Linked DNA regions of Mus musculus: regions 2 and 3 are each linked to region 1. A link is a loop called in an ENCODE intact Hi-C map of the cell type or tissue named here. Cell type or tissue: left cerebral cortex. All regions are shown on one strand. Each heading gives the region's core, and the rest is flanking DNA. Links, peaks and the distances in the headings are about the cores only. Region 1 overlaps Plcb4 (phospholipase C, beta 4). Region 2 holds the start of Lamp5 (lysosomal-associated membrane protein family, member 5). Region 3 overlaps Pak7 (p21 (RAC1) activated kinase 7).

Region 1 (8,434 bases), core at 84-8,083:
ACAACGGATCACAAATCTAAGGTAAGAAAACCCCGGTTTTTGCATGGTGACTTGTAAAGGATACTTTATAGTTTATTTTAGAAGGGGCAACTCTGGATTGATCTGGATTGATCTGATCAGAAACAATAGGAGAGAGTTGGACTGCTAGGACAGGGTCGGAGGTTTGTGTTTGCCTCAGGTTTACTGTCTTTGAGAAGAGCCACTTCACGGAAGTCTTTTTGTCTTGTGTGTAGAAAAAAAACTAATGACATTTATGTTGTTTGATGACCCTGATGCATGAAGTAAAACGGTGAGCCGGTGAGCCAAGAGGCAAGGAAACAGTGAATGTACAGAACATACCTTCCTAGGGAGGTAACATCAAACATGACACAGGAACAGCCAGACTGCGGGCGGAGTACACACTTACATCTTACTGCATCTTTGTGAGGCCTGGATGTCATGCTGTTTAAAATGGATTTCTCCTTTGTGTTTTATCTTTGGTGTGGCAGGAACCGTACACCCAGGGATATGAGAATTAGTGCTTCATGCACTATTGCCTTGTGTTTTATATACTTTCCTCCTATAACACGGAAACCTTGGCGATGGTCTCAGTTTGCTTTGGCTGTGTGCTACGCTGCCAAAACTTAATGCCTTTAAACAACTCTCATTGATTAGCTCATTATTCTATGGGCCACACATCTGAGCCATATTCAGATGGGTGATGACCCTGACTTTGTGGGGGCACACTCAAGCATCTACAGTTAGCTGGGGTTGCTATCCTCACTCTGCAAAATGCTTGTGTTTCTTGAATGACCTCCACCTCCAGCAGGACAGTCCGGTCTCATTTAAAGGGCAACCCCCATAGAATAGGGGAAAGACCTCTGCTTTGGACATATTTGCCACTATCTCATTGGCTAGAGCAAGTCAGAGAGTCAGATTTCAGGAGCTGGAGAAGCAGCCTCTAGCTGTTGACTAGAGAACTGCAAAGCCACAACTTTGCACAAAGTGTGGTCATGAGAAGGAGAGGTCTTCCTACCCTAGTGTCTATTGAGGGTGATGGAGTAAGCCAGAGCCTAGGCATAAGAGAGCGCTCTGCTCTCTGTTCAGACCTGTGGACTGACAGAAATGGAGCTGGAAAAGCATGAGATGATAAAGAGAAATATGCTGAAACTGACCAAGATCAAGACACACCAGAGTATAAGACAGGCAGTGAAATACCGGGCCGACGTAAGCTACTTAACAGCCAGAGTGGTGATTTAGCTCGGTACAGTAGTGACTAGTGTGTATTATTTTTGTGTGGCTTGTGAATGTCCATTGATTCACAATATAAATTGTGATCTGGCCTGCATACATAGTCATGCTTTCAGCGCATACCTGACTCAAGAGATTCCAGATGACCCCATCCCATTTTTTTCTGAAACAGGTCAAAGAGATTGTGGCCCAGCACACAAAGGAGTGGTCAGAAATGATCAACACTCACAGTGCGGAGGAGCAGGAAATCCGGGATCTGCACCTGAGCCAGCAGTGTGAGCTGCTGAGAAAGCTGCTCATCAATGCTCATGAGCAGCAGACCCAGCAGCTGAAACTCTCCCATGACAGGTGGGAGGGCCAGATGCCATACTGCTATAGATCTTTGTGTCTTCAAATGACTGGTGCGTGTGTGTGTGTGTGTGTGTGTGTGTGTGTGTGTGTGTGTGTGTACACAAAACAAGCAAAAATCAACTTGACGTATTTCGCATACTTAGTGTGAGCAAGCTGATTTGTAAGAAGTAGCCTCTGCCAACAGTGACTTATAGGTGTTAAGAAGGTACTACAATCAAGTAAAGTTAGCTAAGATTGCAAGTTGCTATAATCCATATTAAAATATGGTCTTCCTCTTCTAAGTGTTTTGAGGATCAACAGTAAGTTATGGCTGGAAGTAGAAAGGACCTGAATCCTCTAGGAATATGAGGCATGGGGAGAAAGCCTGGCCGGTGGAGCTCCTAGGATGACTCTCATCTCACAGTGGCAATGCATTAGAGAGCCTCCTCCTTTCTGTATGTTGTTAGGCATATTGTGTTAGAAATACTGCCGGGACTGAGCGGACTCCTCCCTGCGTAGAAGAGCATGTCTGCTGACTGTATCTTTCCATCCCAGTTTGCTAGCAGCGTGCTTTTTCCCTATTAAGGATCTGCTGTATGCCACAGTTATGGTATGATGCTGGTTTACACAGGACAGGGCAAAACAAACACTTTTTTACCAATAGAGAAAAATGATCATTTTTAAAATGGCAACTGCATAAGTTATATGGTAGTATATGAAAGTTCCCAGCCTTGCTTTAGGTGAGACATCCTGCTGTGAGAAAATAGAGTGGTGCCTTAGGTCCCAGTGCTTGTGTGAGGCAAGTGAACAGTGTCTGGCATGATCTGGTTCCGTCAAGAAATGTTCTGTACTCTGTGAAGTCCTAAGTACTTCGTTTACATATTCAGTGTAAGAGCTCGTATTCCTTTTTCGTCAAGACTGCTTTTGATTGGATATGTGCTATACAACGAGTCTAGGCAGCATCCCATCCTGCCTTTGGGCAATGCTGCAATGTCAGCTTGGAGGAACCCCCTGCCATTATTCCAAAATGTGTTAGAGTCTGGGGCACTTCCTGGCCATCACTTTAGTAACTGCATGAAGAAAAATCATGAGTCTCAAACTTAGATATTTTTTGAAAAAAAAATTTTAAATGTAATTTTTCATTGCTTAGGAAGTCCTTTTTGAAAACCACAAACCCAGCTGCTAATTTGTCTTTCTAAGTAAGTCTGTGCTAAGAGCAACTCTCGGAGTGAGAGTGGGACTCGGGGTTTTTTTCCCCTGCCTGTTAGATGGTGTCTGTTTTGCTTGCTAATTCGTATTGCTTTTACCAAATGCTTGTCATTCATACAGTGGGCATTCGTAAGTGTTCTTGCTTGAAGGAAACAAAGGAAGGGTAGGGGGCAGATCGATCACTTTACAAAGAAATCATGGGAAACTCTGAGAGTGGTTGCTTTGGGTCCAGCGTTTTTCTCAGTGTCCTGCTGATGAGATGTAAGGTGGCTGGCTAAAGCTTCATTTTAGCATTGCCCATCTCTCTTGATGTAGAGTAAACCACTGGACTTAGGTAACCAGCCTCCTCGCCTGTACATTGCAGGCAAAGACATAAGGGGATGACTATAAGTTAAAATTATTTGTAATTGCATCATTTAAATATTCCAAACTATGTGCCTTTATTGTCTACAAGAGTGAATCAAAGATAGACATGTCCATTATACATACCTGTGCACTTACACAATCATTAGTCACCTGAAATACATACAGGTCTACTTCCTGTACTTACTTGAAACTACATAGCTCCACTCGTGTCTATGGGTTGTTTGTCAGCAGGAAGGTCACTTGTGAAAGTTATAGCATCCTGTCGCTCCCATCCTGTCACTGCTGGGTCCCAGACAGTTCATGGTGAAGCTGGACACCTGTGCTTTTTTTGTTGGTTGGTTTTGTTTTTGAGCAAATACAGCATCTGATCACCGACCATGATGCATGCTTCCACTAGATGGCACTACCTTCCTCAGCCATCTCCATTCACCTGAGCCTGTCAGTTGTGTAAAGAATGTGAACCTAGTCCTACGGTTATGTATTGTATTGAGGTTTTTATCTTTCGTGTTATAAATCATAAAGGCACCCTTTAGGAGTGTGGCACAAAGAGCCATACATTCGCATTGCTATACCCTCTTAGCATATATCAGAACTCCATCTGACCGCTCACTGACCTTCAACGGTAGTCTCTCTGGATTCTAACTCTCCTCTGTATGCCTCTACATTTATTTACTTTTATTTCTATTTCACAGGGAAAGCAAGGAGATGAGAGCCCATCAGGCTAAGATTTCTATGGAAAATAGCAAGGCCATCAGTCAAGATAAATCTATCAAGAACAAGGCAGAACGGGAAAGGTAAGTGTGAGGGTGCTTGCTGGGACTGTCTAGTTTACTGGGAACCAGTGTCAGCAACATTTGGTTATGTGAACTCGGCATAGATCTGAGATATTAATACTGTGGTGTTCGAAGAGTCCTGTTAGTACAGTTTCTATGGAAGTCAATTATTACTGCAATAATAGAGTAGTTTCTGATGTTTTCCTGATAACTGTCACTGGTAAAATGTATTTGCATTCACACAACATATGTACAAACCTGACAATAATTGATATAATTTCATATAATTCTTTAGCATTTCTCCTCCCATCGGTCTGCAAACTTCTCTCCTGCTCCAGTGTCAGCGCGTCCTGGGTGAGATGGGTCTGAATATCAGGAAGGCTTCCTCCCACCTTGATTTGCTGCCTTTGTCAATAGGAACTATCTGTAAAGTTTCCACATAGATTTTTTTCTCGTTTGTTCTCAGTTAGGTGGGCTTTCTAGAAGAAACTGAGGCAGGAATCCAGGGAAGACAAGATGGGGTGGAACCAGACCTGCTGTGGTAAGGCTATGGTTGGGCTTTACCACAGCTGGTGAAGGGAACCTGAGACAGAGCAGCAGCCATGCTGCTGACAAGGGGGCATTGCCAGTGACCACAGATAATAGTCACCCATCATGATCCATCTCTAAAGACCCAAAGCCATCTATTCTACAAATAGAAGACCAGGCAGAGCTGAGGAGAACAATGGCTATCTGGGCTCCTGCTCACAAAGAAATGGTATCTAATAACGTCCAGGTCCACTGAAAGACTGGTTTCTGCTCTACAAAACACAGAATTCAGATTAGCTCTTGGGGACCAAAGAGTAAAGTGAGTTTAGAATGTCAGACTGATGCATCACTCCATGAAACATGGGCTGCTAGAAGACTCTGCAGCCCAAAGATGGGATCTTCTGGGCTTCATCTCCAGATTCCTGGCCTTCTGAGATGCTCAGTGGATACTGACGTTTTAGGCAGGACTGCCTCGGTTGTATTTATTCTTTTCAGTTCTTAAATGGTGCTAGGTAATAATAAATCAAGATATGGCAAAATATAAAGCATCCAACTAGTTAATACATCTTTTATGGTAAAGTTTTATAAAATGCCTTTTAAACATAATAGCTCCACCCCTCAATGGGAAGTAGCATTCCACAGTAATCTATTTATTATTATATGTATTTATTTACTTTATGTGAGTGTTTGTATTTGTGATGTGGGGGAGGGGAGAGCATACAGGAGCTGCCACAATCACACAGGGTGCTCATATGTAGGTCAGATGACAGCTTGCAGGAGTTGGTGCTCTCCTGTGGGACCCAGGGATCAAACTCAGGTTGTCAGGTTGGTTTTAAGTTCCTTTATCCCTTGAGCCATCTCACTAGTTCGCCACAGTGATTTTGACCTGGAGACAAATTGCTTTTTTATTTTAACTGTTTGGCCAAGATATTTCTCAATCATTGTGGAGTGCCATCTGTGCCTCCCAGTAAGAAGGTTCAGGGGAGGACATTAGTCATCTGTTCAAGCAATTATTTGTAGGCTGGTATTGTAGCATCTCTTTGGTGCTTGTTCACTTTTCAAAGGTGCCAATTTCTGGACATTTTCCCAGATAAGGATCTTCGTTTGAGAGTCTTGTATACATGGAAATACATCTTCTACCCGGAAATCTCAAATATCCAAAACATAATAAATACAAATTATTTTTGTTTGATTTTCTTAGACTCTGGTGTTAACTTTGAACTCCTTTAGCCTGTACAAAGTGAGATATAACAGTCAGCATGAAGACCAGACTGCTAAGTAGTCATTGATTGTGTTTTATCAAATGTGTTACAGAGTGGACCAGGTTCAGCTGAGTACAAGCTTTCCTTTTCCTTTTCCTTATTTTTTTTTTTTTACATGCAATGCTTCCCTACATTTTTAAGGCTACCCTGGAACTCATTAAGCTCCTCCTGTCTCAGAATATTGAGCTCTGGGATGGGGGGACCGGCCACTCATCTCAGCTTTCAAATCACCCTAAACTTTAAAGTACCACTAATACCATCAGCTAGGCTTTTGAAGTAGCCAGGTGTTGGGGGTGCACGCCTTTAATGCCAGAATTCGGGAGGCAGAGGCAGGAGGATCTCTGGGTTTGAGACCAGCCTGGTCTACAGTGTGAGTTCCAACACATCCAGGGCTACACACAAAAAATATTATCTTTATTTTGATTTGTATGTATTGACTGAAATTTTGTATCCATCATTACATGGTTCTAAAGCATCAACAAATTGCTGTTTCTATAATAATAATAATAATAATAATAATAATAATAATAGTAATAGTAATAATAATAATAACAAATTGCTGTTTCTATAATAATAATAATAATAACAACAACAACAACAGCCTCTCTGCCAAAAAGCCACTTACCTATACAGTAGCATATTATATATAGTGTGGCTTTGGCTTTATCACACTGCTGAGGACTAAGGCTAAAGACTTATTATAGGACTTAGCAAGACCAATAGAAACTAAAAAACTATTCTTTTAAACAGAAATTATACGGTATTTATATATAAAATTAAAATGCAGACACTGTTTATCATGGACAGAAATTATAGCGACTTTTACATGAAAATCATGGGTATTTCTTAAAAGATGTGAAAATTAATGATCTGAACGCTCAAAGAATGGAGAAACCAAAGTGAACATCAAGATCCCAGGTCAAAATAAATAACAGAATGCACAAAGTGCTAAAGTAGGAGAGAAAAAAAAAAAGCAAGAGAAAGCATGCAGAAAAGTAATAGCTTATCTAAAAATGAAAAACAAACAAACAAAAAAAACCCCTAGTGACTCACTCAGTAGATTGTCAGCAAGAATGATCAAGAAGAGAAAAGAAACATGAATTAGTGATATTTGGGATGAAAAGTGAAAATAAACAGAGGCAAATCACTTTCAAAGCAGCTGTAATGCTAATGGTAAATCTGAAACTATGCATAGAATGGAGAATTGCTTCGGAAAATACACACATCCCTGTGGACAGCCCTGCATCCATGTGAATGCAGTCAGCACTAATTGGATTTGGGGGCTATTAATGGTGATAATAAGAACAAAAGAAGACATGAACATGGAGGGCAGGCCTTGGGGGAAGCTGGAGGAAGGCAGTAGGAAATTTAGAATGTTACGTGTATACATTTTCAAAGAAGAAAAAGAAAATACTAGTCTAAAAGAGAAAACGAAAACTGCACATGCCGTGAGCACAAACGGAGAAGCCTAAGCGGACACCATTACTGCAGGAGTTCACCCAGTTCTGTTGTGTAGTCATGAAAAACCTCCGAACTAACATAGGGGAGGAAGCCGTGGGGTGAAGATAAAGCCATAGGACGAAGATGAAGTTGTCTATATCCTACCAGCAAGCAAGTCTTGGAGCTTGAGTTTCTGAAGGAAATATACCCAAAATATCCTAAGTCCTGAAAACACACAAAATGATTTTAGCGTGCCGACTGATTTTAACAGTGCTTTGTGGGATCCCATTAGAAATGCTGATGCCCAGGCCCTCTCAGCCGCACTGAGTCAGGCTCTTAGGTTTGGAGCACAGCAGTCTGTCTGTGACACAGGAAAATTTGAGAACACTTAGTTGTATTTCCTGTGGATACATCCATTTTGGTTAAAAATATTAAGATATGGCTAAGTAAGCCTCTGTCAGCCTCGGGACTTCCTCCAAGGAGAGGAAGAAGGGAAAATAGAATGTGAAGGAGTACAGAGGAAGTTTAAATTTTATGTATAAAATTCTGTCTTTAAAAATAGGAGAGCAGGGACTGGACAGATGGCTCTGTGGTTAAGGGTGCCTACTGTTCTTGCAGAGAACCTCAGTTTACTTCCCAGCGCCCACTTGGCAGGTCACAACCGCCTGTCACTGTTGGAGAAAGTATTTAATCCCAGCCCCCGCCGTTGCTATTTAAGTTCCTGGATGAAAGACACACACACAGCTTTATATTTACAATAAGCCTGCAACAACACAAGAGCTGGGCAGACATCTACCCTCCATACTGTTAGGATCTACTTTCCTATCAATAACCCCGAGTACTACTTGCTATGTTTCATCTGGGCTGCTCTTAACTCCAATTGGCCAGCCCACAAGCTCAGGTTCTCTTGACTCCTAAGCCATCCTGGCTTCTCCTTCCTCCTCCCGAACTCCTCTTCTTCCCTTTCTGGTTCTCCTCAGACCCCAAGCCCTGGGAAACCTAAACCCCACCTATGTCTCTTCTACCCAGCTATTGGCTGTTGGCATCTTTACTTATCAATCAGAAATGACTTGGTCACAGGGACTACATACAGACTTCAGGACTTGGGGGCCCGCACTTAGCAGTACAAAATCTCAATCTATAACTCCAGTACCAGAGGCTTCAACACCTTCTGTCTTCTTGGGGCTCCTGCACATGCGTGGTGGAAATAAACTCACACAGGTAAACACACATTCACAAGAACGGGAAATTATAAAGAAACATAAGTATTGGTTAATCTGAGTGATGTGACAAGGT
Region 2 (8,434 bases), core at 197-8,196, 55 kb after region 1:
GTTCTAGAACAGCTTGCGACATTTTCACAAGTGCAGTCATAGGAAAGGTCCCAAACATGGACTGCCTGGAAAGTGGAGTGAGCTACTCAGGACCCCCAGATGCTGCGCTTAAAGGGTTTCTACCAGGGCACAAAAGGCTCTCATTTGTGCTCTCACTCTTTTTCCTAAATGCCACTATTGACCCTATCCTAGCTTTAAGGTAATAAGAAAATAATTTCAGATAGACAATTAAAACAGTAACTAAAATGACCAGGTTGCCTAGAGACTGGCTGGAGACTGGCTAGAAACCAGCACCTCCTAAAAGAGGTTTTAAGCAATTAAATTATCCCATAAGTCAGGTAACAAATTAATTTAAATGAATCTCAGATTGTCTAATCTTACTTATCCATAGTGTAGTTATTTCTTGGAGAGACATCTTAAAGGATAAAAACACCAACCTCCTGAAACTCTTGTTTTAAATTTGCCCAATATTTTAAAGTTTCCCTTGTTCCTAAGAAAAAGTTAGCTGTGCTCTATGGCCTAAGACCTTGCACACTGGAGACAGTGGTACACGAAACCCCACCTAGTTAACTAAAACCCAGCCAGAACACTTATCCTATGACTGTTACTTACAAAGATGGAAATTATTTCTGTTCTAGTTCACTACTAGGGTTTGCCTGCTCTTGGTCTCTTCAACCCTCCATGGTGAAGGCATTTGTTTGAAATTAATTCATACATGACATTTCTTTGGGGCCCGCTAGAAACATGGCCAATGAAAGAGCCATTATTCTGGTTGTTTCTTTCGCTGATTAATCTTATTGTAGAAACAGCTCTTGAAGAAATACATGTAGGAGGGGCGAAAGAAATAGTAGGATAAAGGCAATCACAGAAAGTGCAGGCAGGCTGAGTGCATCAAAAATCCAATCTCAATTTCCAGATTCTCTCTATGTACCATGGCGTTTGACAGCATAAGCACAGAATATTCAAATGAAAACTTATACTTCAGTTCTTATCTCCAGTTGTCTTCTATTCTAGAAAGGATTTGAGGTCTGTAATGATTGATGTAATGAGATGTTTGCTCTGTAATGAGCTAAACAAAAGAAAGGTTCTGATGACAGCATTTCTGGCTAAGTGTGTGAGTCTAGTTTAGTGTAGTTGAATTATTCTGCTTCTATGATTCATGATGTGCCTCTCTGTGCACTTGGCTGGCCTGGGACTTGTGTTGTACAGCAGTATCATTTTTATACTTCCCTGTAAGGTGGATAGAAACCTCAATACACAAATTTCAGCTGGAACAAAGCCCAACCTTTTCTTTGTTAAGCATGTGGGCATGATTTCCTAATAAGCAATGTTTCCTGATTTTCATAATTTTGTCTCTGTTCTACAAAAGTCAGTTATAGAGAGGCATCAAAGTGAAAAGTTTAAATTTATTTGGAACAAGTTTTGTAGATGTCATTGTTTTGCATATGAGTGAGCACAATTTCTCAGAGAAACAATACAGAAGGCATACAGTACACAAAGCACCATATTTTCACATGTAATCCTACTTTCTCCCACCCAAGCTGGAAGTTCTAAATAAGGCATTTCCACCCCTTGTATGATAATGCCATCATCAAATAGTATGATTAGTCACAAAAACTAATGCAATGGGAGAGTACATGGATGGAGTGAGACCATCGAAGGACCCTTAGGATCTACTGGAAATCATAAGGCTACTGTGTGAGTCAGACCTGGCATTCAGTGTTGACCATCAGTAGCTATTGTCAAACCATCCTCCTCTTCCTCATCTACACAAGTATACACATTTACAGCATTTATCCTGCCTTTCCCACACTCCAGGTTTGAGCAATGGATTAAATTCTTTCTGGAAACCTTGGTTATTATCTTTATTTATGTGTATAGGTGTTTTGTCTGCATGAAGGTATGCTCACCATGTATGTACCATGAAGGCTAGAAAATGGCACCCTGTTCCTTGGGACAGGAGGAGTCATAGATGTTTGTGCTGGTAATTGAACTGGGTCCTCTAGAAGGGCAGCCAACACTCTTAACCACTGAGCCATCTTTCCAGCCACATTTGTCTATATCTCCGAGTATGGTTTATTGCTAAATTCTCTGTCATCACTTTTTTGTTTACTGTAAAGACCTAACTATATCTTCTTCACGATGATTAGACAGTTGTTAAATTAAATATAGATGCAAGTTGCAGATTTAATAATCTAGTTATTATTCCAAGGAGTCATTGGTGATAAGTTGAATGACTTAAGAGATATACATGTAAACTCTATTTAAGAGTAAGTGTGCATGTGCGCATGCATGCATACACACACACAGACACACACACACACACACACACAGAGAGAGAGAGAGAGAGAGAGAGAGAGAGAGAGAGAGAGAGTATTGATTGTTCTGCTCCTCCCATTTTTCCCTTTCAACTTGCTCAAATACTCTTTGGTGTCAACAAAGAATCATTTCTATCAGGAATGGAAAGGAATGGAAAGAAATAACTGTCAAAGAACTGCCATTATACAAATCATGGTGAACAGTTAAAATCATTGGTCAAGACTACTTCCCATCTACTGTTCTTATGAAAACCGACCATCATGAATGAATTTAGTTGATCTTTCATCATCTCATAAGGTTATGATATCTGCAATAATGCACCATGAAGGGAAGCACTATAGTCTTTGACAGGCAATTCTTCTGCTTCTATAATGCTATTGTTTATTTCACTATATTCAATACAAGTGGTTGGTACTCAGTTAAAGTTTATGGATGGCTTCATTCTGTATTTGATTTTGAATATTTTTAAATTCAGTGACTTAACTGACCTAACCACACATCCTTTAAATCAGTGGTTCTCAACCTGTGGGTCAGGACCCCTTTTAGGGTCAGATAATCCTTTCACAGGGATCACCTGACACAAACAGAAAACCCAGCTATTTATATTATGATTCATACCCGTGGCAAAATTACAGCCATGAAGAAACAACAAAAATAATTGTATAGTTGGGGGTCACCACAACGTGAGTAACTGTATTAAAGGGTCACAGTATTTAAAAAGGTTGAGAAACACTGCCTTAAATATTACAGCAATATTTTTAAATAAGAGAAATTACATCCTGCAGAAGGTTGTAATCCTACATCACACAGAGAGAGAGAGACACAGGTAGAAAGACACAAAGAGAGACAGACAGACAGACAGACAGACAGACAGACAGGAAGACAAATAAAAACAAGGATGAATGTGTTCTTGCTTTATAAGTCTTACAGTATCTCAGAAAAAATAAGTGTTTCATAATTGTTAACAGATGATATATGTTTTATATATGTAATAAGAATTGAAATTATATGAATAACAATTTGCCTCCATTTTGTATATATAATCACTTTCACAAGATTGTTGCCATTTTTGATGAAATTCCAAAATGCAGATATATATCAAAAGATATAGTGCTTCAGTATTAATTAATATAGTGCTACAAGTATTAATTGTAATACTTTACAATTTGAGTTGCTATTGATCTAATTTTTGATAGAAGGATTTTTTTGAAAAATTAAATACACAGAATTATATTGGCAATTTGAAGCAAATACTATGTTAGAGCATATCAGTTCTTAAATTGGCACTTTATAGATGTAAAAGTGTGAATTATTAATATTTTTAGGTTTCAGTTCATTTATCATTTAATAAAAAATTGTAGTGGCGGTCATAATATGCTAAGTTTTAGAATGAAAGTGTTATATAAAGAGAAATGATTACGATCCTTGTAAATGTAAAACACGTGATTTTTTTTCTATTTTAATTCAAACTGGCCATATGACTTTGGGAAGGTCATTGAATTTCTCAATGTCTCACTTTGGGGGAGGTATAACAATAACAATAACCTCTATTTTCATTTGCTCAGCTTCTAAAGTCATGGAGAGATTCAAACTGACAACATAGGTAAAATGCTTTGCAGTTTGTCCTTTAACACGACATTGGCTATGTCATTATGTTTAAGGCGATTATTATTTATTGACCTAGTGCAATATTCTCTAATAAAAGAAATATTTGGACATCATTACAATTAATTAGAGCACCATGACTATTCCCCCAAAAAAGGTTCATTCTGATTTATTAGAGCAAGAATTAAAAAGAAAAAAATCAGCGAACTACCAAAATGCAAATACAGGAATTATCTAGCGATGTTTGTCTTTCTGCTCCCCAGAAGCTTTAGCGTAATACCAGCCTGTTTTCATTACATAACTATAGGTCTTTACTTACACCATAGTTCTAAAATTTCTGTCCTATGAGACCCCAGATAACCCTGTCTGCTCCCAAGATTTAGGTTTATTTGCAACCCTCTTAACAGAGTGATCACAGCTTACTGCATGGGGCTAGCTCAGGCCACATGCCCTCAGAGATAGATCTCACTGGTCACTGGGTCCCAAAGGATATGCGGCATGGCCTGGACCCCCCCACCCCCTTTGAGGAGATATCATTTTAACCTTATACTCAGCAGCTCTTGAGTGGGTACAGATGTCTCTGAAAGCCGGAAACTGTTGCCATAGCATTTTCCTTCTCTGTTCCTGCCTACCTTCCTTCTCCAAAGAATGAACAATCTGAAACAAATCTATTGGTTTGTTTCAAGAGCAGAATTCGGAGCTCCGGTGGTGTTATATCTACAGTACATACTGGCTGTACCTGGTGGGAGGGTTTAGCAAGTCCGAGGGTGGCATTAAGTTTCCTAGGACAGAGTCATCTTTGCAGATACCATTGCAGAGCAGTATACAGACCCAGGGAGAAATTTCCTCCCCCACACCACCCCAATCCCATTGGCCTTCTAGACAAGCCAAATTACAAGTCCTGAAACACAACCTCGTTATTTCCAGAACTCTCAGCGTGGACAGCTCCTGCATCCTGGGTGCTTCCTCTGCAGTGTGCGGCGGGAGAGCCATAGCACCCAGTGCAGCACGCGACTATCCCGCGCGCTCCCTCCTCCCAGTCCGCCCCCTCCCTTAGCTCACTCTACCGGCCACTTTGAGGGATTTCCTCCCGGGGCGGCCTTTGCAGCAGAAACACATCTGCCTGGTTCGCGGCAACAGCATGGATCTCCGAGTAAGAACCCTTCTTGGTGGAGACAGACTTCGGATTCTCCTAATGTTCTTCCGTGAGTAGCGTCTGGGGACCAGGGGTACTGAATGCACTCTGCAGCAGAGAATCTAATACACCGAATAAAGCCCTCTGATTTCACTCTGTTGTACTAGGTCTTTATGCTTGTGGTTATTTGGGGCTGGTGAGTGTTATGACCCATCCATATCAGAGAACTCCCAGAGAGCCACACACCTGTATGGCATCTCCCAGACAGAGCGCTAGACACGCCGAACTCATGGCTGTGATGGTGGGGCATAGCACTGCCAAGAAAGATTTAGCTTTAACCGCGCTCCCTAAACCCCCAGGGTGTCTGTGTGTATGTGTGTATGTGTGTAAGTGTGTGTGTTAAAGCCTAGTCGTATTGCAAATAAGAATTTAATTTTATTTTAGCTTCTGTTTTCATTATAAATTATCAGCAGTAAATATGAGTTTGGTGGCGGTAGACTAGAGAAATGGCTTGCGGAGCACACTGCTTCGAGCAGGGAACTTTGCCTCTCCAAAGCCTGCAGAGAACCAGCTCAGGTGTCCTAAAGCAGAGGGCTAGTTGAGCCCGAGAGCAATGAAATTGCTTTCCTTGTTCCGCAGATGTAATGGTCCAAACCGTGGCAGAACAAGAAGTGGAAAATCTTTCGGGCCTTTCCACGAACCCCGAGAAAGACATATTTGTGGTGCGGGAAAATGGGACGACGTGTCTCATGGCAGAGTTTGCAGCCAAATTTATTGTACCTTATGATGTGTGGGCCAGCAATTATGTGGATGTAAGGAATCTTTTTCCTCCCCAGCTTGCTCCTAGGGGCGGCAGGGCCGAAGGGCACCCTCCCTCCAGGCCCTGCCAAGACCTCAGTCGCCCGCCTCTTCCCCCCCAAACCCCCCGCAGGCTGTTCCCGAATGCTGCATGGGGGTTCCGGCTTGCAACGCCTTCTGCTCGCCCTGCCTGCTTTAAAAGTAAACCCCCCTCTCTGCTCCCCTCCTGGAGGGGTGTGCACGTAAGAGTCTACCCGCATGTTCCTGGACCCCGGAGCGCGCGGGCACAGGAGCGCCCAAACCTGCAAGCTAGAGTTTGGACGCGCATCCCTTCCCGGTCCGCGCCAGGGCCCGGCGCGCTGAGGGGGCGCGGGGCGTGTGTGTTCCCAGCTGATCACAGAACAGGCTGAGATCTCCTTGACCCGGGGAGCTGAGGTGAAGGGCCACTGTGGCCACAACGAGTCGGAGCTGGAGGTGTTCTGGGTAGATCACGCCTACACACTCAGAATGCTCTTTGTAAAGGTAATTCGATGCGGGGAGGTAGAGGGATGGTGAAGTCCCGCATGGGTGTGCGCACAGTGGCCTCAGGGGTTGCCCATCTTAAAGCAATTAGAGGGGTTCACAGGACCCTCCCCATCTTGGCAGGAAAGTCACAACACTTCCAAAGGACCAGAGGCGACTTGGAATCTGAACAAGGTGCATTTTGTCTATGATTCCTCGGAGAAGACTCACTTTAAAGCCCCTGTGAAGGGTGAGTAGTTCAGGGGGTCACAGGAGCAAGAGCAAACCAGAAACACTCATCCTGTCTCTGGATCTTGGAAGCAACTCTGGGATTTTTGTTCTGAGGATAGGCAAACCTGGGACTGCTTGCTCTCCAGGGTCAAAGAGGCAGGAGAACCTCTGTGTGTTCTCAGGAAAGCCTAGATCAAAGATCCTTCAGACTCAAGCTGAAATATGAATTTTCTCTAGAAGAGGCTCCAATGAGTTTCGCTATTATGTTTTTTTTTTTCTGCATCGCAGATTGATCTGCTCTCCTGTATTAAATAAAACAAGCAAATCCTCAGAAATGCAAGCGGACACTGTGACAGGCTTGGGTGGCCTGCAGCTTCACCCTGTGCACAGGGGTGTAGCTCTGGAGTTTTAATTGCAACCACCACAGGGCAGGTTTTGTATCTTAATTCATTAGCGTTTCCTGCCCATTCTCACTCAGGCCTTCTAAAACCATCCCAGAGAGAACACCCAAAATACCCACACCTGAAATAACAATGTTCCTTCCTATCTGTGAGCATTATTAAAGACCAGAGATATATTTAAATGTATTTTTTAAAACAAAAGCAAAATTCACTGTGTCACTTGCAGAGAGACCTTCCATCACTTAGTCCCTGCGATTGATTCTAAAAGAACAGCAAACTTGAGCCAGAAGAAGAGAAAACATGGGATGGGAACCATGGAGACCTAGGTCATTGGTGTGTTTTTGGAACCACTGATGGAGGCCTTAGTCAAAGGGTCCTGTTTTCAGGCAGCACAGTGCTTCCACAATGGAATTCCAAACTAATATCTAATGAGATAGGCTCAGGGACAGTGAAGAACTTGGTCCTATCTTTCTTGGAGCTCCAGTCCTGGGATTGCAGCACCAATAGGAGGCATAGGTTCTGAGCTAAGCAGAGAGCTCTGCCTAAGTTAGCAGCAATGAGTATGCATCCATCCTAACTGCTGCCTTGCTTCTCCCGCAGTTAATAAGTACATCGCCAGCTCTCATCACCTCTCTGCCTTGGTCACCCCAGCTGGGATGTCCTATGAGTGTCAGGCTCAGCAGACCATTTCTCTGGCCTCCAGTGACCCTCAGAAGACTGTCACCATGATCCTGTCCGCAGTGCACATCCAGCCCTTTGATATCATCTCTGACTTTGTCTTCAGTGAAGGTAGGTTAGGCTGGCGGTAGGAAAGGGAAAGGAGGATTTAAAGAGGGCTGAAAAGAGGGGCTTACTGGCCTCCCTCCCGGGATGGTGTTACCTTTGTTTCTTCTCAGCAGTTTTCACAAGATGTAGACGTTATAAGGTTTCTGAAATACCCATCCCTGTCCCAACCCTTTGCCTCTTTATTCTCTTACTCACTTGTATAGGAGAAATTATTTAAAGGCAATTTGATATTCTGATTCTCATAGGCAGATTCTAATTTCTTTATTTGTACTTTCCATGGGGTTGGGGATTACCGAGCGAATGCAATGAATTATTTAACTGTTCAGATTGGAGGATCATCTGACGGACCTACCATTTCCCAAGCTATCCTGCTTTACCTCCACAAAGCTTGCTCTCACCTCTAACTGAGAGTCCACCATCCTTGAGTAATTTCTCCCAAAGCATTTGAGAATTCAGAAGGTAAAATTTCCCTGAAAAAAAAAAGGAGGGGCAGATTCTCTTGTGCAGCTCCTCCTTCTCATCTTCCTCCTCCTTCTCTCTTTCTTCTCTCTCCCCCTCTCACTCCCACTCACTCTCTCTTTCCTTCTATCTTTCTATGGTGCTCTTGGATGGAATTTTCAGTCCACCATGTTAATGCTTAGCCATGTGGGTTGCAGAC
Region 3 (8,434 bases), core at 274-8,273, 110 kb after region 1:
GTACAACCACTCTGGAAATCAGTCTGGCGGTTCCTCAGAAAATTGGACATAGTACTACCGGAGGATCCAGCAATACCTCTCCTGGGCATTTATCCAGAAGATGCCCCAACTGGTAAGAAGGACACATGCTCCACTATGTTCATAGCAGCCTTATTTATAATAGCCAGAAGCTGGAAAGAACCCAGATGCCCCTCAACAGAGGAATGGATACAGAAAATGTGGTACATCTACACAATGGAGTACTACTCAGCTATTAAAAAGAATGAATTTATGAAATTCCTAGTCAAATGGATGGACCTGGAGGGCATCATCCTGAGTGAGGTAACACATTCACAAAGGAACTCACACAATAGGTACTCACTGATAAGTGGATATTAGCCCCAAACCTAGGATTCCCAAGATATAAGGTACAATTTGCTAAACACATGAAACTCAAGAAGAATGAAGACTGAAGTGTGGACACTATGCCCCTCCTTAGAATTGGGAACAAAACACCCATGGAAGGAGTTACAGGGACAAAGTTTGGAGCTGAGATGAAAGGATGGACCATGTAGAGACTGCCATATCCAGGGATCCACCCCATAATCAGCATCCAAACGCTGACACCATTGCATATACTAGCAAGATTTTATCAAAAGGACCCAGATGTAGCTGTCTCTTGTGAGACTATGCCAGGGCCTAGCAAACACAGAAGTGGATGCTCACAGTCAGCTAATGGATGGATCACAGGGCTCCCAATGGAGGAGCTAGAGAAAGTACCCAAGGAGCTAAAGGGATCTGCAACCCTATAGGTGGAACAACATTATGAACTAACCAGTACCCCGGAGCTCTTGACTCTAGCTGCATATGTATCAAAAGATGGCCTAATCGGCCATCACTGGAAAGAGAGGCCCATTGGACACGTAAACTTTGTATGCCCCAGTACAGGGGAAAGCCAGGGCCAAAAAGGGGGAGTGGGTGTGTAGGGGAGTGGGGGTGGGTGGGTATGGGGGACTTTTGGTATAGCATTGGAAATGTAAATGAGCTAAATACCTAATAAAAAATGGAAAAAAAAAAGAAGTGCAGGAGTGGTCCCCCTGGGGCCATGGGGTCACTGAACTGCAGCCATCACTTTGATCTTTTTTTTTTAATTAGGTAATTTCTTCATTTACATTTGTGGTACATTTACACAATGGAGTACTACTCAGCTATTAAAAAGAATGAATTTATGAAATTCTTAGGCAAATGGATGGACCTGGAGGGCATCATCCTGAGTGAGGTAACCCAATCACAAAAGAACTCGCATGATATGTACTCACTGATAAGTGGATATTAGCCCAGATATGTAGAATACCCAAGATATAAGATACAATTTGTGAAACTCATGAAACTCAAGAAGAACGAACATCACTTTGATCTTAAGCAACTGCATTGATGGAGCATGTTACAGGCTCATGGCTATGGAAAAGATCTCATTCTTTTTAATTTTATTTTGTTTTCAATAAAATTGAGGCTTGGAAACATAATATATTTTGCATATCACCTAGGCCAATGGCCCTCTATGCCCATGGGAATCACAGGACATGCTGATTCTGCTAAGGTTCATCCCATATTCACAGAAGGAGGTTTCTGGATGTCCTGGGCCATTAGCACATTGGCACCCAGATCTCATTTCTTGCCTGCTGTGACAGACATTCCCACCATTCCTTGTCATCTATCTGATCTGTGTAATTAAAGCTAGGACTCTTTCTTGTGATTAAAATGCTCTGACATTTTCCTGGGGCCAAAATTGGGCTCCTTCCCTAAGGGATTACTCTATTAAAAGTCTGTTCTTTCAGGGAAAAAAGAAGTCCTAATGATAGTATTTATTGAGGGCTTTCCATGTAGCAAGGTCTATTCCGAGGACTCAATGCACATCATGGTATTTCGACCTCACATTAAACAATAAGCCCTATTTTATTTTATAAGACTACCAAGGCATAGTAGGTTGAAGTAGGTTAGAGAAAAGGACTTTAAGCTACTAAGACAGAAGAATGACAGTGTCAGTCTTCTTTGAATCATTTGTCACTTGGGTCCTGCTTAAGTTCACTGAAACTGGCTTCAATGATGGAGGATTGGGAGTAGACAGAGGAGGGTATCGTGTGAACCGATGATAGCAGAGATAAGGGGTGTCCTGGTGTTTATTTGTGACCTTACACATCTGAGTTGTCTGGAACAAAATAAGAATTTGACCAGAAAATAATGAAGGATAAGGCCTATGGGAGAAGAGAAACACTAGGGTTATATTTTGGTTTTTAACAGTGTTGGCTTAGATTACTCTTCAAATATATATAGTTTTATATATATGTATATGTGTATAAATATATATATATTTGAAGAGTAATTTATATATATATATATATATATATATATATATATATATTTGGTTGTGTCAGAAAAATGAATTGATCATCTATGTATAAAACTCATTATTTTCAGTATGCTTTGGCTGAAACCAACTTTGTATTTGGTGCCAATGATACCCAGCTTACATCTATATGGTCTTTTACAAAGGGAAGCCTAGTTGCTTTTCTGCAGTGTGACCGCCTCCCCCTCGTACCCACTCTTGATTTCTGTCATCATTCCTCTAACTTGTCTTTCTGATGGTAGTCTATATTTGGGGGTTTTATTGAATCACAGATGAATCAGCCTATGTACATTCTTACATGCATGCATTCATGCAGGGAAGTCAAATGTAAACTATGAAATCTTTTCTTATGTAATTTAGAGACATATTCCAGAAGAAAAAGGAAAAGCTATGGAGTTTCCATGAGCAAGCCTGTCTCTAGTATTTGTATTTGTGAAGGGATATAGAAACTAATAATTTAGTAAAAGCACGTTGCAGTTGAGTTAGGCTATTGAAAGGGATTGTAATTACTAAGGGAACCATTGCATCTCCCAGAACCCATACTCGAAACCATTCCCAAAGGAGGTGTGTATGCCAGTTTCCCCCCAGAGTCCTCAGCGTGCAAGCGCTGAGCAGGGGCAGAAAGCCTTTACATAGGAGAGCAAACAACAGAGACACCACAAAGACTGTCCCCATTCCTCCAGGGAAAGCAGTCCTGTGTGCTTTGTGAACAAGTAAGTCTACAGGAATGACTTCCCTCCCACAGACTCTAAAGGGGATTCCCATATGGCCCAATGCAATAAAAGACAGCTAGATCAATTGTTTTGCAAATTATCACCCCAGGCTGCCAAACCAGTTAGCTGCAGTGCAAGGAGACCACTAATGATTGTTGCACATCAGCTACATTTGGAGAGGAAATTCTCTCTGCAGGAATCTTTAAAAATACAGACAGATGAACAAGGAGCTCTTTCTTTTGGGGTGGTTAATAACATACACTTGGTTTTTAGTTTCCTGAGATTTTTTAGCATACCACATAAATGAATTCTTAAAGAAATGCGCCTTTTCCTGTCTCTAGTCAAGATGTGCAGTGTGTGTGTGTGTGTGTGGGGGGGGGGGCGGGGACTTATTATGTGAGAATAAATAATTCCCCAGTTAACAGTTCAGCCAGAATGCCCTTCTACAATAAGTGCACTGTCTCCAAGGATAGGGTTAGGTACAGGCTTGTGATGTATCAACATTATAAGTAATTATAGCAATGAATTCATTTAATCAATCAATTTCAGCAGTGGTGCACTGCAGTGGACAGGGCATAAAACTCCTCACCGCTATCAATTGCCCCGATTACAGCTGGCTGTCAGCCAGAATTCCCCTGATCCATGTTAGTTAAATGCACATTAATCTGAATTTGGCAGTGTAATCAAGGACCTAACTGAACTGTGAAATTGAATTCTGCAGTAGAACATCATTTGACCATTTTATGCCAAGGCTGGAAAAAAAAGGTAGAGGGTGGGAGAAAGAACAGAAGGGGGAAAAAAATCATGCTGCAGTATCCCTTTGTCACCAGGAGCCCCTGCACTGACATCAGGGAGGCTGTGGCTGGCTGTGGCTGGCTGGTGCTGGAAGGTGGTGTGTGCAATGGCTGGGCTGTGCATCTCTCCTACAGAATGGGACCAAGGAATGTTCCGTGAAGGATGGAGATTACAGGGAAGGGAGACAGCTGCTTCCAGGGCTCAGTAGTGATGCTCCAATACACCTTTTTGGAACACAATGAAACAAAGAGATTGCTCATCTCAAAAAAAGAAAGAAAAAAAAAAAGGAGAGAAAGGCAGACTGGGTGTTGCTCGCTCTACATAAATCAGAGTGAGATAAAAGCGAATCACAGCCCTCTATTGTCTGAGCTTGGAAAGTACATCTTAAATTTTTCTGGACTGAAAGGAAAATGTTAACAGGACCAGCCTTGGTGTTGGGAGAGGAAAAAAAGAGCATCCGCAAGAGAGCCAGGGAGCATCACTGGTGGTTTTTTTTCCCCTGCAGAGACATTTTAGGGAATGGTAATTAGGAAAAGACAACTCATTCATTCTGGTGGCCCTCCTGTTGTGCTTTGCAAACCAGTTTCTCTCCTTTTTCGGTCAGGAAACAGCACTGATGCGATTCCTGCTTGCTCTCAGGCAAGCTCTCCTGCTCTGCCCAAGGCTGATGGGCCTTCTTTCTTGCTTTCCCCAGCAGCTGTTTGCTGTCCTCTGAGCTCCAGTCTGTCTCTTTGCAGGGTATGAAGGAACCTCCTGTTGAACCTTAATAAAGTAGTTACTGTTGCTTCTGCCAAAAGCAAAACCTTTTTATTGATGTGGTGAATTTCCTTCCTGATACTTACTTTCATTTACAAGAGGGGGCAATTAGTTTCGTAGTAGATGTGGCACATTTATGCTGGCTGTGTGACAGGGGTACATAGCGCATGCTAGGAGCTGATGTTCAACTTTGATAAAAAAGGCAAATGCTGCCAATGAGTAGTTTGTGACCCTCAAAGCAAGGAGCATCTCCTTATGCTGCTGAGGTAGGGGGTCTGGGAGGTAGGTTGGATTCTGTGTGCTTTTGGAGACCTTGTGCAGTAGGAAACTATTCAGTGCATTGAGCAAGCTGCCAGGAATTTTCCCCAAACCCTTGAGTTGGAATTTCATTTAGGCCTATAGGGATCTACATCTCATAACAAGGAGCCTGAAGAATCAAGTCTTTCCTGACTTACTAAACAAATGATAAGTACGCACTATGGATGTTCAGATAAGTTGCTACTGACCTCTGCAAATGGCGAGAGAGTACTTTTAGGAAGAAATGACTAAGTCCGTGATGAGCAGACTCGAGCACACTATATCTGGCTTTTCTCCTACCTCTGAATTGGCATGTGTAATTATCCCCATAATTGTTTTTCCTAGCTCAAAGGAAGTATCCTCCATCCAACAACAGACACTCTGCCCCAGTGCCTGAAAGAATGTGCAGGGACTTGGAGTCAGTGAGGATTGTCTCTTTGCTTCTGAATATGTGTTGATGCATTTCAGGGTTCTGGGAAAATTAGGGATGAGCAACACCAGGCTAAATTCCTTTTGCCTTTTAATTTACTAGAAGAAAGAACTACTCATAGTGACCAAAATATGACTTAGTTTTAAATCATTCCCAGGAAGAAGAGCATTCCCAGGAAGGCGTATGCTCATGTATAGTATAAGGTGTATCTACAGTTATACCTGTGGGGCAGATGTTAAAGATAGCATGACATTATCTTTTGCATGCTTTGCATGCCTGAGTGAGGACCACACAGGGACATGTATATAACGGAAACAAAGATTAAGACAATAACATCCATTGTTATATGAAGTCATTAATATTCTTTTTTAAAAAATTTCTTTCCTAACATCTTTTGGTGACGTTTCCAGGCTTCAGCAGCCCCGGCATTACACTAAGAATCAGGCTTTTAATGGGTTCCTAGATGATGGTCCACCGGAAAAAAAGCAAAAGAGAAAAAGCAGAGCAAGAGCTGATGCTTTTTTACTGCTTGAGTCTGAGCATGCCAGTGCCGCCAATAACAGCAAGCCATTGAACAAGTGATTCCTGAAGGCTGGGAACATAAGTCATTGTGACTTTTCCTCCCTGAGAAAGCAAATGGCCAGCCAAACAGTGAAAAGGACTCCTCTAGTGACTCCAGAGGAAGTTCCAAGTAAGCTTGCACACTTCTCTATGCACCTATTGCTCTAGAGAAATCATGACCACCTTAACATGCCTTCTGTTTGAGACACCAAGAACTACAGCATCAGACTCTCTTGTTGCTCTGCGTATAGAAAACGGTGTGGTAAACTGATCACATAATGTGCACTTAGCTCCTAGCTTCCATGAAGAATCTGAGAATTACACTTTGAATCTAGAGGATTAAATATTGTGTGATGCAATTAGAGTTCTCACGTTGCTCATTAAGACTTTTATGGTAGTGAGGTATTTACTCAGTACATTGGCCTTCTATGACCCATATCTCTAAAATGAGGACAGTACTTACACATGGGGAAGTCTATAAAGATGAACTAGGTAGGATTATAGAATTTATTTCTATGGTCTAAAAACATGTAAAAGATTACATACAGTGAGGATATTTATCGGACCAGCTTTATTAGAGATGGTAGCATGTTTTCTAAGCAGAAGTATCACCATGAATAAGGGTTAATGCTATTTGCCATGTACTGACTCCTTGATGTTTATTAATCTTATTTAATTCTCATTACAAGCTCAAAGTACAAAATTGAGGCACAGACAATCTCATATACCTTGTAATAAAACTCTAGGCCTTGGGCTGGAGAGATGGCTCAGTGGTTAAGAGCACTGGCTGCTCTTCCAAAGGTCCTGAGTTCGATCCCAGCAACCACATGGTGGCTCACAGTCATCTACAATGTGATCTGATGCTTTCTTCTGATGTGTCTGAAGACAGATACAGTGTATTCATACGCATATAATAAATAAATAAATAAATAAATAGTTTTTAAAAAATCTAGGCTTTGAAAGTTTCTATATTAGATGACAACATTTTATCATTAAGAAATTCAAACAAGGCAATTATCCAAGGCAGGATGAATTCATAGAAAGAATCTATGGATCTTCCCATCCAAGCCTTTTTATGCAGCTGTGGTTTCAGTATTTATCCATGATGTATATTTCTAAACGACTAGAAGTCATATCTGGGGCATACTATAAACAGACAGCACAAAGAGCCTCCCTCTGCACATGAATTTCAGCAGCAAGGCGAGGGCATCCAGCAGTGTGTCCTAAATGGAAAGCCACACAGTACAGCCACTTCCCTGCTCCTCTGCTTCCCTCTAGGAAAATACCAATGTTCTGGAAGTCAGAGGGATGTAGCTTTGCACCCCAACTCAGCACTGAGTTAATATACTTGGGGGAGCCCATAAAGACAGCATTCTGGAGTTTCAGCTTCCTCCACTGCCCAAAAAAGAAGCCTGTATTTTTCTGGACTTCCAAAGACTAAATTGGAAATATCTGCAAAAGGCTTCTCATTGTTCTTAGAACACAATGGCCCTCTATAGCCACTCTCTGTATGCCAACATAGAGACTGGCATTTCAGCTACAGGTTTGAGTAAGTAGGCTGTTCTGACATGAATTCATTTAACCCTAAGATGACATGATGAGGTAGGGACTGTCATTATCTTCCTTTTATGGTTAAAGAGGAGTCACAGTTACACAGTCACCTGGTAAGTAAATGGCAGTTTTATGACTCAAAACTTGAACAGGTTTTCCTCCCCAAACTTAGTCCCTAACTGCTCAAAGTGTTTGATCAAAGGTAGCTGTAGAGGCTCCTCTGGAGCTATCTGATTTTGTATGGCCTTGTCCATGGCAAAGGTTGATACATTTTGTTACTGTAGATAATTTTAATTATTATGGGTTAAGAGTGGGAACCCTTGACACCTAATAAGGAAGGGTACAGGGAGGCTGTTATATGCTCAGGCACACCGGAATAGAATCACCAGTTCTAAAACATGAACAGTGTCAAGGTTGAGAAACCCTGCCTCTCAGTGAAAGATGATGATACAAGCAGGTATTGAAATAATTTCTGATGCAACATCATTACATTAGAGCTAGAAAGAGTTCACAAAAGCCAACTGTAGGTTTGATACTTTCAGAATCTGTCCCTGTTGTGGGCCAGCCATGCCATGGATTAAAAACAAAAGATCTGGACCGCAGTAAGTTCCTGAACTGAATGAGCAGGTGGCTAGTGTGATCCCTACAGAATAGGGATCTATTCTGTAACTTACAATGGGGGCGAGAAATTTTGCTGTGAGTGTTAACTAATCAACATGTATATCTGGCATGCGCTGCAAGGGCCTGGTGAAACACTGAATTGTCACTGTGTCAGGAATTTCTCAGTGGCTTTACCCCACGGTGTTCTCGGAGCACCAAGACACATAAGCCAACATCTATCTATCTGTCTGGTCCCTGGAGAACAATGTTAAATATAACATGGTGGTATCTCCTACTAGGTCACTGTATGGTGGACATGTCTTCCAGGGAGAGTGGGAAGCATGC

Evidence for each region. Hi-C counts contacts between places; a loop is a spot of excess contacts. Peaks named below come from ENCODE experiments on the same cell type or tissue, not always from the same donor. Only the 100,000 strongest peaks of a DNase experiment are listed, where the experiment ranks them.
Region 2: a loop joins it to region 1, with 4 times the contacts of the local background. A loop is called at or near these places in 5 of 42 quality-filtered maps.
Region 3: a loop joins it to region 1, with 3 times the contacts of the local background. A loop is called at or near these places in 6 of 42 quality-filtered maps.

What each region holds. Positions count from the first base shown.
Region 1 is chr2:135,998,732-136,007,165 of GRCm38, forward strand. It overlaps Plcb4 (phospholipase C, beta 4), which reads left to right. Exons shown (of 39, transcript NM_001355153.1): 33 at 1-21; 34 at 1,403-1,578; 35 at 3,828-3,929. Among named protein-coding and RNA genes, the nearest start is that of Lamp5, 55 kb to the right of the region's middle. In left cerebral cortex, for the core only: CTCF peaks have their summits at 941 and 3,543 (motif pointing right); DNase peaks (open chromatin) are centred at 1,505, 2,413, 3,531 and 7,744; H3K27ac peaks cover 581 bases.
Region 2 is chr2:136,053,248-136,061,681 of GRCm38, forward strand. Lamp5 (lysosomal-associated membrane protein family, member 5) reads left to right here and starts at 4,501. Exons shown (of 6, transcript NM_029530.3): 1 at 4,501-5,129; 2 at 5,699-5,871; 3 at 6,248-6,379; 4 at 6,503-6,608; 5 at 7,591-7,779. The coding sequence starts at 5,066. In left cerebral cortex, for the core only: no CTCF peak of the experiment used is centred there; DNase peaks (open chromatin) are centred at 4,731, 4,947, 5,283, 5,729 and 2 more places; H3K4me3 peaks cover 4,339 bases; H3K27ac peaks cover 3,195 bases.
Region 3 is chr2:136,104,604-136,113,037 of GRCm38, forward strand. The region is part of intron 4 of Pak7 (p21 (RAC1) activated kinase 7); the gene reads right to left. Among named protein-coding and RNA genes, the nearest start is that of Gm14218, 28 kb to the right of the region's middle. In left cerebral cortex, for the core only: a CTCF peak has its summit at 4,243; DNase peaks (open chromatin) are centred at 3,097, 4,268, 4,971, 5,288 and 1 more place; H3K27ac peaks cover 4,010 bases.